Linked DNA regions of Homo sapiens: region 2 is linked to region 1. Evidence: chromatin contacts called from ENCODE Hi-C or POLR2A ChIA-PET data. All regions are on one chromosome and are shown on one strand. The core of a region is the stretch at or near the end of the contact, and the rest is flanking DNA. Distances in the headings are between cores, read along the strand shown.

What was found. A loop is a pair of places that touch in the nucleus more often than their neighbours do. ChIA-PET counts read pairs that join two places held with the same protein, here RNA polymerase II (POLR2A). Pooled maps may share reads with other maps.
Region 2: a loop to region 1 is called in a map of sigmoid colon, with 3 times the contacts of the local background. The contact joins the promoter of HEPH here to the enhancer-like site in region 1. A Hi-C loop is called at or near these places in 1 of 168 maps with a recorded cell type or tissue (sigmoid colon) and 1 of 50 pooled maps. POLR2A ChIA-PET finds 5 or more read pairs at or near these places in 2 of 52 experiments (CD4-positive, alpha-beta T cell and H1).

Annotation. Positions count from the first base shown.
Region 1 is chrX:65,687,758-65,693,887 of GRCh38, forward strand. The region is part of intron 1 of MSN (moesin); the gene reads left to right. Among named protein-coding and RNA genes, the nearest start is that of MSN, 23 kb to the left of the region's middle. RefSeq lists a silencer at 768-817. Within about 2 kb of position 2,819, at least 10 of the 41 ENCODE cell types and tissues checked have a DNase peak (open chromatin) inside an H3K27ac peak, as active enhancers do; they include sigmoid colon, where a contact is called at or near this core.
Region 2 is chrX:66,161,231-66,167,360 of GRCh38, forward strand. HEPH (hephaestin) reads left to right here and starts at 3,017. Exons shown (of 21, transcript NM_001367233.3): 1 at 3,017-3,240.

The DNA of each region.
Region 1 (6,130 bases), core at 1,569-4,068:
TGAGAAGACATGTTTGAGTGTGCCCTGCATGGACTTTTATTCCAGGGAGAGTCGAGTAGTTCTCCCTTCATCACACTCTACTGAGATTGTCCTTTGGCAAGAAGAACCAAGCTTAAAGAAAATCTTAAAAGAGCCATTAGGAACCTCTTGGGGCAAGTTCTTCTGGAACCTCTAGCTGCTTAACATCCCAGAAAAAGAAATTCTAGGGTTAGGAAGCTGGAAAGGATTTATAATTTTAGGGGATAGCTGCCCATTTTCCAAATAGTTTTCTGTTTAAAATAGCCAAGTCAGATGCGAATTGAAGGAATCTCTTGACAGGTTGGCTGGCATTGCCCTGTAATTTTTTTCCAGTGTCCAAGTAATGATAATTCTCTATATTTGTAACAAGTTTCATAGTTGTAAAACTCTTTTTTATTGTTATTACTATGTCATTTGATATTCATCAACTCTCTACAGTTGGCAGGTTAGGAATTATTATCTTTTTTAAAATTATTTTTTAAAATAGAGACAGGGTTTCACTGTGTTGGCCAGCCTAGTCGCGAACTCCTGGGCTCAAGAGATCCGCCCACTTCGGCCTCTCAAAGTGCTGGGATTACAGGTGTGAGCCAACACACCCAGCCAGGAATTATTATCTTTACTTTTACATAAGGGAAAACTGGGGCTCATAGACTTTAAGTGGCTGCAAAAATTACTCAGCTAATGAGTAATGGAGACAAGGCTTGATTGGGAGACAGAAGACTTTGGTTTTCGACTATGCACGGGGTGGAGTGTGGGAAGGGAAGGCAGTGTTGTTTCATAAAGGCCTGGACTTAAGCTCTGGTCATGGTTAGGTCAGAGTTCTGAAGCTAGAAAGGAAGTTTCAGCTTTAAACATTTGGCCCTTCCCCCGTTCCAGTGGTTGCCCAACCTCTTTTCAGTCTCTCTTCTAAATATTGTAAGTCAAGACTAATGTTTAGAGAGAGAGCACTTGGGGGCTGTGTGGGGATGGCCACCTGTTATATTTGTGTCCTGCCTACTTGGGGCCTGGCCTGACTCTGGTTTTGCAACTGGCTTCCTGTGTAACCCATTCTTGGTAGTGTCAGACCACTGCCTTCAAGGCTAATTGTGCTTTCCACCTGGTTGAGCCAATAACTTATTTTGTTTTGCCATGCTCCTGGACATATGGGAGTTGCTTATTAGTAGGTGAGAATTGTTTGGGGGCTGCTTAGACCTAGCTAATGTAGAGTCTTGTTTGTACCTTGGTGGGAGCAAGAGCATCAATCCAACTTTTTGTTGAGAGGAAGAGGTATTGGAGAATCATGGAAAAGGCACTCTTTTTTAGTTGAAGAGCTGTTGTTTATGCTGGGCCTTGCTGTTAGCTTTCCAGAGCAATCTTGACCAAGTCCTTGCTCGTTTTTGGGCCATAGCCTGTTCCACAAGAGGTTGGTTTGGCTAACCTCTGAGGGCTATTTCCTGCTCTGAAACTCTGATTTATTCAGAAATGTTATACTCCCCTAACAATGGAGGCTGGTCTGCCCTCCCATGGGTACGGGAATGGTGGCACACATCTCAGAAATGGTTTTGTTCTGTGCGGAACTGAGCCAAATGGACAACTCTACCAGCTCCAAAAAGTTGGAAGTGGTCAGCTGTGTCTGAATTTTGTAAGGGAGCATAACTGGGTGGAGGGGTGAACAGGCATCATTAGAGGCCGGATGTGGATGAGGAGGGAAGAAGTGCCCTGGAGAGGTAGTTCATAGAGAACCCACCAGAAACAGGTGATAAGCTGACATCATGAGGTAGATGGTTTATCCCAGTCTGTGGCCAGGTAGTTCCTGGTCACAAGCAGTTGGTACGCCCTCAGGAATGTGATACCATCACATGGGAATGTGTCACTAGAGCAGCCAAAAGGCTGTGGATGCAGGAAGAGCAGCTCTCTCTTGTCACCATTCCCTCTGTGAAGGGTGGGAGATTCTTAAAATTGGGCCATAGAGACCATATGTGGCAAATGAAAAAAACAATTCACAATGGCAGATAGGACTGGTCCTTTAGAGAAAGGAAAAGTTGTAATGCTTGCCTGATGTCAAAGCATGTGGGGTTGGATTTGCTAGTTCCAATACATTTTAATTTTTTTTCTTGTGGACTTGAAGCAAGGTTTGGAAAAAGGGGGAAATTTGAACTCATGACCTTTGGAAACCAGAATGAAGCTTAATGTTGACTGTTAGAGCTGCCCTTCTTATAGTAGGGGGCTGAGTTTTGCATGGAGCCATCTAGGCTCCCTGCCTTCTGATCTACCTTGGCCAGGGTGTACCTGGGGAAGTCCAGCTTGCCTGTGTAATTGATCTTGACCAGTTTGTAGGAGCACGTGTAGACTCTGATTAATTGGTTTGGGTTAAGGCTTTGGGAATCAATATTTTCTGAGCACTCCCACAGGGAATTCTAACATTGGGCAAAGGTTGATTACTGCATCTCTAATAGAAGCCTCTCCTTGCTACATGTGACAAAACTGAACCAGAGAAAGGGGAGGGAGGCCTGTGCCCATGTCAATATGGCATGGATACAGCTGATCTGAGCACTGAGCTAATGCTTTTTCCAGGGCTCTTTGGACTCTTCTAACAGTTCAATTGGACATCCTCTAAACTTGGTCAGAGGTCCAGAAGGAGATAGTAGTTATGGCCCCCAACCCAAAAGTGCTGGAGGAAGGGGTGGGGTTAACTAATTGCACCCAAGGGAGGTGAGCAGCCCTTTTTAGAGAGTGAGTTCACCGTCTGGGCGTGAGCAGACCAGTGGTTGGGGGAAAGGGGAAGGATAGAACAGGATAGGAGGTGAGTAATGCTGTGGGCATCAAGACATTCAGTTAGTGGGAACATTATAGGGAGCTGGTGAGCTCAAGGACCTGGTGACTTCACTCCTCAGATCCATGTGGACTTGCAGGGCTGGAGCCCTGTCTCAGTGTCCAAGACGTGTGTCTTGTGCCTGGGAACTGAGGACTGCTTGTTCTCTGCTTCCTGCTTCAGCTGGATGGCCTTTACGCTTGATTAGGGAGTGAGCCCAGCCATAGAGCAGCCTCTCCTTGGCCCCAGCCCCTACTGCTACTATCCTTTCAGAGTGGATCAAGCTCTCGCGCATATTGGGGCACACTGTATCACAGTGTGGTCTTTGATTATTTTTCCACTGTTTTACATGTAGTATCCCGAGTAGAGAATAAGCTCCTTCTATGGTAGGAAAGGGGGCTTTGTTCCAAGTCCTTCCTAGGGGCATGGGAAGGTGCTTAATGGAGAGAAGCAAGCAGCATGAGTAGGACACTTTGGGTTTCTTTTCTCTCGCCAGTATCAAAAGGAACTTTTCTTAGGAGAGAAAGGTAACTGGGAGCTTTAGGGTGGATATAGTACACACTTCATTCTCTGGGGTCCAAGAATTATGTCTTTTTCCTACTAGGTGGGGAACCCCTTGAAGTAGTACTTGGCATAGTCTCTGTATTCCCAGTGCAGAGTAAAATACCCCACACTTTGCAGGGGTTCAATAGCTGCTGAATTGGTTTAAGGGCATTTTTTGTCTTATCCTCTCCCTTGAGTCAGATTAGATTCCCCAGAAGCCCCCTATCTCCTGGCTGAAGACTATGGAAGCTAACAGGGGAGGAAAGGAAGGGCTGCATCCACAGTTGGCTGTCTGGCACCTCTTGGATCCAGAAATCCACCTATAATTCTTAGCAGTAGTTAACTTTTCAGGTGTATATACTTTCACATGTAGATGTTTTTTATTTCTTTTTGTTTCTTTTCCTTTTTTTTTGAGATGGAGTTTTGCTCTTGTTGCCCAGGCTGGAGTGCAATGGTGCAATCTCGACTTACTGCAACTTTCGCCTCCTGGGTTCAAGTGATTATGCTGCCTCAGCCTCCCGAGTAGCTGGGATTCCAGGTGCCCGCCTCCACGCCTGGTTAATTTTTTGTATTTTTAGTAGAGATGGGGTTTCACCATGTTGGCCAGGCTGGTCTTGAACACCTGGCCTTAGGTAATCCACCCACCTCAGCCTCCCAAAGTGTTGGGATTACAGGCGTGAGCCACTGTTCCCGGCTCTTTTCTTTTTCTAGAGGAGGAACAATTGTGAAGAGCCAGGGTGGGAGGTTAGAAGGTAGGCACTCCTGAATGGTTGTTTCTTCCCACCACTTTTGAGAGAAGGGCCAAGCAGATCATGAACATCCTAGACTTAGTCCAGAGGAGAAAGGCCTTAGTGTAGTGTTGGCCACTAATGGAGGTCATTAGCCGTGGAGCTCTGTGGTGGCCTTCTTTCATTCTTAGCCTCTCACTCCCATTGAGTTTGGCATCCTTAGCTTGATTTCCTTTTATTCTCCAAACCTTTTCTGAGGGAATAGGGAGAGAAGCAAGGCACACATGTTCCTTTGCTTCTTGAGCCCTTAATTGGCCAGCTGGGAGGGATCCCCTTCTTGCTTCTTTCTTCTTCATGCATGCCTGTTGCTCTCTAAGGTCAGGGATTTGAGCCAGAGGCCTGGGAGTCAGGTACTTTATGGCTCAGCCCCTGGCCTGGGGCCTCCTATTGTGGGGATCAGCTTGGCCCAGGGCCTTCCTAGTATGAGAATGGAATGAGCTTTTGTGGAAGATGGTTAGTGGTCTAAGCTTATTATCTATTTTTTCTGCCAGTGCCTTTGCATAGGAAGGGAGTAGGCTGCTATGTATGATCAATTGGTATGTGGGCCAGTTATCTTTGGCTAACTTTCAGATAAAACCTTTGCTGTCCATCTTTTTTGGAAAGTAGAATGTGAAAAGAGATATTTATCCAGGTTTGAGGCCTTGCAGATAGTCAGTGGAGTTATCAGTATTTGGTTAAGTCTAGGAATTGGTGAACTTGCCTGTTGGACCAGTTTTTGTATGTATCATAAAAATAAGTTTTACCATTTTAAAAACATTTTTTGTTTGTTTGTTGGTTTTTGTTTGTTTTGTTTTGTTTTCAGACGGAGTTTTGCTCTTGTTGCCCAGGCTGGAGTGCAGTGGCATGATCTCGGCTCACTGCAACTTCTGCCTCCCAGGTTCAAGCGATTCTCCTGCCTCAGCCTCCTGAATAGCTGGGATTACAGGCGCCCACCACCACTCCTAGCTAATTTTTGTATTTTTAGTAGATACGAGGTTTCGCCATATTGGCTAGGCTGGTCTCGAACTCCTGGCCTCAGGTGATCCTCCCACCTCGGCCAGCGTTGTTTTTTTAAAAAAGAAAAAAGAATATGTAACCAAGACTATAAGTGGCTTACAGAGACAGTTTGCCAATCTCTGCTAGTCTGTGCTTTAGACTGCCAATTTATTGTATACCTATTTCTTATATACTCATGGCTTCTTTATAGTCACCTCTTTCCTGATCCAGACACACTGCAGGCCTTTGAATCCTGCTTCTTGTAGCCAATCATAAATACCTTCCATGTTGGTTACTAACTAACCAAACCATTGTGTCTCCTTCCATGTATACATGGGGTCTGTGGTCACCTAGGGTTAGAATTAAAATTGTACTTTTCAAAAAATCAGCTCCTGGGTTCATTGATTTTTTGAAGGGTTTTTTGTGTCTCTATCTCCTTCAGTTCTGCACTGATCTTAGTTATTTCTTGCCTTCTGCTAGCTTTTGATGTGTTTGCTCTTGCTTCTCTAGTTCTTTTAATTGTGATGTTAGGGTGTCAATTTTAGATCTTTCCTGCTTTCTCTTGTGGGCATTTAGTGCTATAAATTTCCCTTTAGGGACTAAAGAATATTTATGAGTAGTCAATGAGTGAGGTTGGCTTAAATGGTTTTCAGGTGATAATTAATGGTGAGCATCCTAAGTAGAGTTGCCTCAGGTCTTCCTGCGATTTTTTTGGGGGGCCTAGAGTCTCATCAACATTGCTCAAGTTGATTCAAGAGAAAGGAGGGTGGTAGTTATAAGATAAATGACAGACCAAATATTAGAATCATTTTAACCATTATTTATTGCTGCATGACTTTGGGTAATGTATTTAATGTCTCTCAACCTTAGTTTCCCCATCTTTAAAATGGAGGATAGTGGGCCGGGCGCAGTGGCTCACGCCTGTAATCCCAGCACTTTGGGAGGCCGAGGCGGGCAGATCACGAGGTCAGGAGATCCAGACCATCCTGGCTAACACGGTGAAACCCCGTCTCTA
Region 2 (6,130 bases), core at 1,767-4,266, 470 kb after region 1:
ACGAAAAGATGTTCTAGTGACAGAGTTTAACACATGAAGGACCCTTAAGGATATTCTGGTCTTACGGTTTTCCAATCTGTTTTTAGTGTCCTAGACATTTCTTACTGGTGCTCCAGACACAATCACATTGTCTAGGAAACCAGTCATACCCAGTGGACAGGTTCCTCTGTCTCTTCACCCTTGCCCATTTCTATCTCCTTCCCTGCCTTACCTAGAACAAATCACTTTCATCTTCCATAAGTAGTGGGTGTTTACTAAGATTCTGTTTGGGGAAAGGGTTCTGCTGCCAAAATTAATTTTGAGAAACCCAAATCTAGACCACCTTTTTCATGTTATAGGTGAAGAAACTGAGTGATAGAAAGGCAAAAAGACTTGTCCAGGGTCACTGTGTGCTCTTTAGTAGCATAACTAGAATGTGAAGCCAGGATTCTTGAAACATTCTTCTTTTTTGACACAAGTTAATACAGTTTGTGTCCTAACGAGGAAATAATTATTTAGATTTCAACAATTATTTAGAATTGAAAAATTAAAAATTATAACTCTAATTTTTGCCTTTACTATGTTCCAGTTATTGTGCTAAATAGTTAATACGTATAGCCTTATTTAAGTTCTTATAACAGTCTTATAAAATAGGTAATATTATTATCTCCATTTGAAAACTGAGGTTTAGGGGGATTAAATTACTTTAATCATAGAATCAGGAAATGGCAGAGTTGGGATTTCAGTTCAGAATATCTGATTTCAGTTTTCATGCTCTTAACAGTGATGCCATATTGCAAATGTCTATATTGAAAAAAAAGTCTATTTAGCCTGCTGCTTGTTTTGTAAATTAATTTTTATTGGCACAATGATATACCTTGAGAGCTACAAAGACAAATTTGTGTAGTTATGGCAAACAGAAACTGTATGCTCTGGAAATAAATGATTTAGTAGCTAGCCCTTTATAGAAAAAATCTGCCAACCTCTGGTCTGTAGACACCAACTTTAAAATGTTTTTCAAGTGACCTCCAGGAGAAGGAACCAGAAATGTACCCCGGATTTGCAGAAAAGGTGGGTGCTGTTTGTACTCTCAGTGAAATTGGTGAATGAATAATACAAACCTGGAAACCTGGCCTACCTGGCCTCCTGCAGTCTTCACTGTGTTGATTCAAGTCTATTATGACCTGTTCTTGTTGTCTTTCATGAGTCAGAGCAGAGGCCTTATCCCTTCCCCTCCCTGTCATAAATGCCTTAGAGCTTGGACTTGGATCTCAGCTTAATCAGTTTTGTCTCCACTTCCCCTTTCTTGCTTCAAGGTTCACATGTGTGCGAGGCAGATAATTCTAGGGGCTGCCATGGCTTGGCTAAGCTTCCCTTGACCACTGAGCATTTCTAAGGGAGTTGAGGCTGGTGGCTCCTCCTTCCTTCCTACTGGTGCTTCCACCTGCCTTGGTCTGAGTTGCAGTCCATGGGGCAGCGCCTAAGTGTCTGAGCACACTTAAGAATCTCTAGTGGTTTATGACCCAGACTTTGCCCTACCACCTCAGTCTTCTGAATGTTCTCTTCCCTGGACCCTGCTCCAGACACTTTAAATTCAGAAGAGGAAAATGTGCCCAGCCTGCCTGGAGAAAAGTGTCTGCTCCTAGCCAAGATCTCCTCATCACAAAGTAAGAATATCAGGTGGTGGAACCCCCATCATACCTGTCCCCTTCCTATACCTGGGTCTGTTGGGTAGATGCAGTCCTTTTTAGAGAGGCATAGTATTCTCAGACCTGTCGCCACAAATTGCTCCCCACTCATTCTTTCCCTATACTTTGTGTCTTTGAAACCTCTTTATCTTCTATGTTTAATATCTAGACTATACTTTCTTCATGGAATTCTAGATGTGTAAATTTACAGGGCTGGGAGGGTCCATATCTAGTTTAAGACCCTCATTGTAGAAATAGAAAGAGGCCCAGAGAAGAGAAGGGAGTGGGCCAAATCCACAAAATCCACATAGCTGATTACTCCTAGAGCAAGTGGGGCGAGAACCTTGGTCACTTGACTCAGGACAGTGACTTTTCACTCTTCTCTCTTTCCACCAGGAATGGGAATGACCTTTGACTTTAAACAAATCCAGACTCCAGTTTTACCCTGAATTGTTGGGGGAACATTTTGTTTTTTTTTTCTTTTTAGTATTTTCAATTCTTCCATGTCTTAGTTTTTAGGGTGTTGACCTGTGTTAATCCAGGCTATCTTCTAGCTATATCTGGTTTCCTCAGGTGGAAAATGTTAAATATAGTTAATATAAAATTTCACTCTAGAATCTGCTAGAAATGACGGAGGCAAAGTTAATGTATATATAAAAAAATCCACCAGTGACTGGTGGCCAGTAGGCTTTCAATAATTGTGAAGTCCCTTCTACCCCCTTGAAAGTACTGTGTTTCTCCCCTAAGCAGCACATTGTGTGTGGTGGTTTCATGGTTAAAAGTTTAGACAGACCCAGCAAATCTCTCTTCTCTTTTACTTCCTAAGTGTGTGACCTTGGACAAGTTACCTTCCCTCTCAGAGCTGAATTTTCCTCAGTTGTAAAATAGAGAGAATTAGAGTATTCATCTCACAGGATAATTGTGAGACTTAAATAAGAGAATGCATGTAAAATGGTTAACATAGGGCTTAGAATGTAGAAAAAAAGTCCTTTGTTTTATTGCCAATTTTATTTTTACTTATGACTAAGCAGCCATGACCTCAGAATAATAGTCAGGGCTGACAATTGTGCTTCAGAGCAAGAAGGGGAAGAGGTGGTGAGATGGAGGCTCTTTCAATTTCTACCTCATTTCTTAAATGGAGCTGTTGAAATCTACCCATGAGCTTTGGCTGGCCACACTGACAGTGTTCTCCTCTCAGCAAAGACCAATTAGCAAGTCCTGATAACAGAAGTACAACCCACCCCCTTGTAATTCCTCCTGAGATCCTAACCAGGATTTGTAAAACACCCGGATATGGGTAAAGAACCATCCCGGGTTTTGTATCAAACCAGGCCCCAGAGGAACAGGACATTCCAGTAGTTTTGTTTCTGGAAAAGAGGGCACCCAGCCCTTCCCCCTCCCTCATCCTCCCATCCCAGTAAACCCTGCCAAATTGGAATCCTGGACTTAATTTAGGAGAAAGGCCCTGTAACCAAGATACTGACTGAACATGGCTGGCGGACTCAGGCTGGGGTCTGCAGTGCAGCATTAATGGGCCGCTGACATGAATATGGAGTAGTTTTCTCTAGCAAAGGTAAGCTTTCTTTTCTCTCTTTTCAAACTCTACCTCACCTGCCTTCCTGTGCAAAAACGTTTATTTAGCTGGGTTTAAGGGAGTCCTGGCCACTAGGAGAAAAAGTCAGTGGCCAAAAAGTTGGAGGAGGTTTGGCTGATGTGCAGGAAAGTTAAAGGAGACAATAGGCTCCTTTTGTTCCTCTCGCCAAAATAGCCAGGACTACACTGGCTTGTCTGTTTCAGGGCCAATCCTGGAGCCATACAGAATAGTTCATTTTCCTGTCGAAATAGCTTGCTCATCTTCTGTTTCACAGGTTGAGGAATTTATTGAGGTGATGGATCTGAGGATTATGTAAGTGGGAACTCAGTTACTTAAAAATAACCATGTTTGGTTTCATATTTTGAGACCAGATTGGCACAGAGTAAGCCAATAAATGATAGCTTAACTAAGCTAAACATCTGAATTTGAGTAGTCTTAGTTTCTACATAGCAAAAATCTTTTAGAAATCATTGGTTCAAATTCTGGCTATTTTTAACAACTGGCTGCGTGACTTTGAGCAAATCCTTGCACCTCTCTGGTATCAGTTTTTTATACATCAAATGAGGGTGATTGAAAAAGATGGTTTCTAAAGGTTTCATGCATGTGTGAATCTATAACACGTTCAGTTTTTCATTACTCAGCATCTATTATATGACAAGCAATCCTTTTGCTAGGGACTCAAATATCCATGGTTTTATTTGGGCCTCAAGACAATCCTGTGAAAAAAATATCATCCCATTTTTTGGATGAGATGACTAAGGCTAAAATAATTTATTGAAAGGTCACATAGCTATCACAGACAAGAGATAGGATTTGAATCAAGGTCTTTAACTTCAAATCGGTATGTTTTCTATCACAGAGTTAAGAAAGCAGAGGACCAAAAGGTGAATTTTGATGGAGGGTTTATTAGGAAGGCTGCTGAGAGATTGAAGACAGGGCCCCAAAGATGGCTCAGCATTCCTTTATTCAGTTGAGTAATCCTTTGTTTAGGATGAGCCTGTCTAGCCCAAAGTAGTATAACTGAGAAAGGGAGATGGAGGGAGAGAAAAGAGCATTGTCGCAATAAAGGAACAGTTTGCAAATTCTAGGGAACACAGCAATGCAAATTGTTATGAATAATAGGGACCAGACCCAGGTGACACTGGGATGGCAGGAAGGTAAGGTAAAGGTAAGGGAGGCTTAACTTTATATTGGCTGATCTTCTCTCCAGGTTGGCACAAGGTTTCAGTATATCTTAACTAAACTATCCAAATAGCCTAGAATTTTTCTTTCTTTTTTCCTTCCTTTGAGTGCCTATTCCTTCTGCCTTCCTTTTTATTTTGTATTTTTTACTTTTTTCCAGGATTCTTTCTCAACTTACTTATTTCATTTCTCCTTTTATTTCTTCCTGTTCTTTTTCCTCATCAGTCTGGTTCTTCTCTATGGGCTTAGCTGAGAAAAAAAATATCCTTGCCCAAGTGAAAAGCTTACACAGGGCTTTCACATCTTTCATATTATTTGACCTTTATTACAAACTAATGAGGGGCCCAAAGTAGAGACAATCCTCATTTAAGACATGAGGAAACTGAGGCTCAGGAAGTTAGGGACTTGTTCAAGGTTATATAACCAATAAATGATGAATCCAGAGCTAGAACTTACTATTTTCTGGTGCCTGAACGCTTTCCACTGTACCATGAAATATCTAAGTGGTTATATTTTATTTTATTTATTTATTTTTTGAGACCCGTGTTTCACTCTTGTTGCCCAGGCTGGAGTGCAATGGTGCGATTTCGGCTCACCACAACCTCCGCCTCCCAGGTTCAAGCGATTCTCCTGCCTCAGCCTCCCGAGTAGCTGGGATTACAGGCATGCACCACCATGCCCAGCTAATTTTTTGTATTTTTAATAGAGATAGGGTTTCTCCATATTGGTCAGGCTGGTCTTGAACTCCCGATCTCAGGTGATCCACCCACCTCGGCCTCCCAAAGTGCTGGCATTACAGGCGTGAGCCACTGTGCCTGGCCTAACATCTAAGTGGTTATAAAGGATTTTATGGGTTTTTCATTTTTTCTGCTCTTTTAGTATATGATAAAACCAAATTAAACAGCAGCAATAACAATGACAAATTCAAATTTGAGGAGGATAGAAAGGATGTCAATAATTAGAAGGAAGAAAAATACTTATCAGGTGCCTACTAAGTCCCAGCTGCTGCAAAAATTTATCTTATTTAGATATAGAGTAAAACAGTACTTAAACCTAAGTTTGTCTGACTCAAAAGTTCTAGTTCTTTACATTATACCATGTTGTTTCCAAGAAGAGAGTTCAGCTTGGGCTGTGTGCATTTTCATACCTATGTTTATATTCCTGTATGCTTAGAATGTGTTACCATATATGGGAATTTATGAGTGTGCACATATTTATTGCTATTCATAAAATGGAAAATCTTTATGGCCCTGGCAAGTTTCATTTCCAAACTATTTCCTTACTTGCAATAGTAATAGCCACTAATACCTTTTGATCACTTACATGTGCCCTTAAAGTACTTACAGATCTTAATTAAGTTAATCCCCACAAAACTCTATGAGGTAGCTAATAGTATTAATACCATTTGAAAAATAAAGACACTGTGGCTAAATAAATGAAGAAGTTTCCCAAGTCATACAGCTAGGAAAAATGGAGCCAAGATTCACTTAGGTAGCCTGATACCAAAGCCTGTGCCCTGGATGCAAAATCGAGTAAGTATTCCTTATCTCTCAAGATCTTGAGAATTATATAAGATGGCAGATATGAAAAACACATTGTAATCTGGAAACTGCTAGGGGTATGTTAGGTGGCATTTCCCACCACTCCCCAGATTCTATTGTTTAAGCCATTTGGATCATAAGTCACC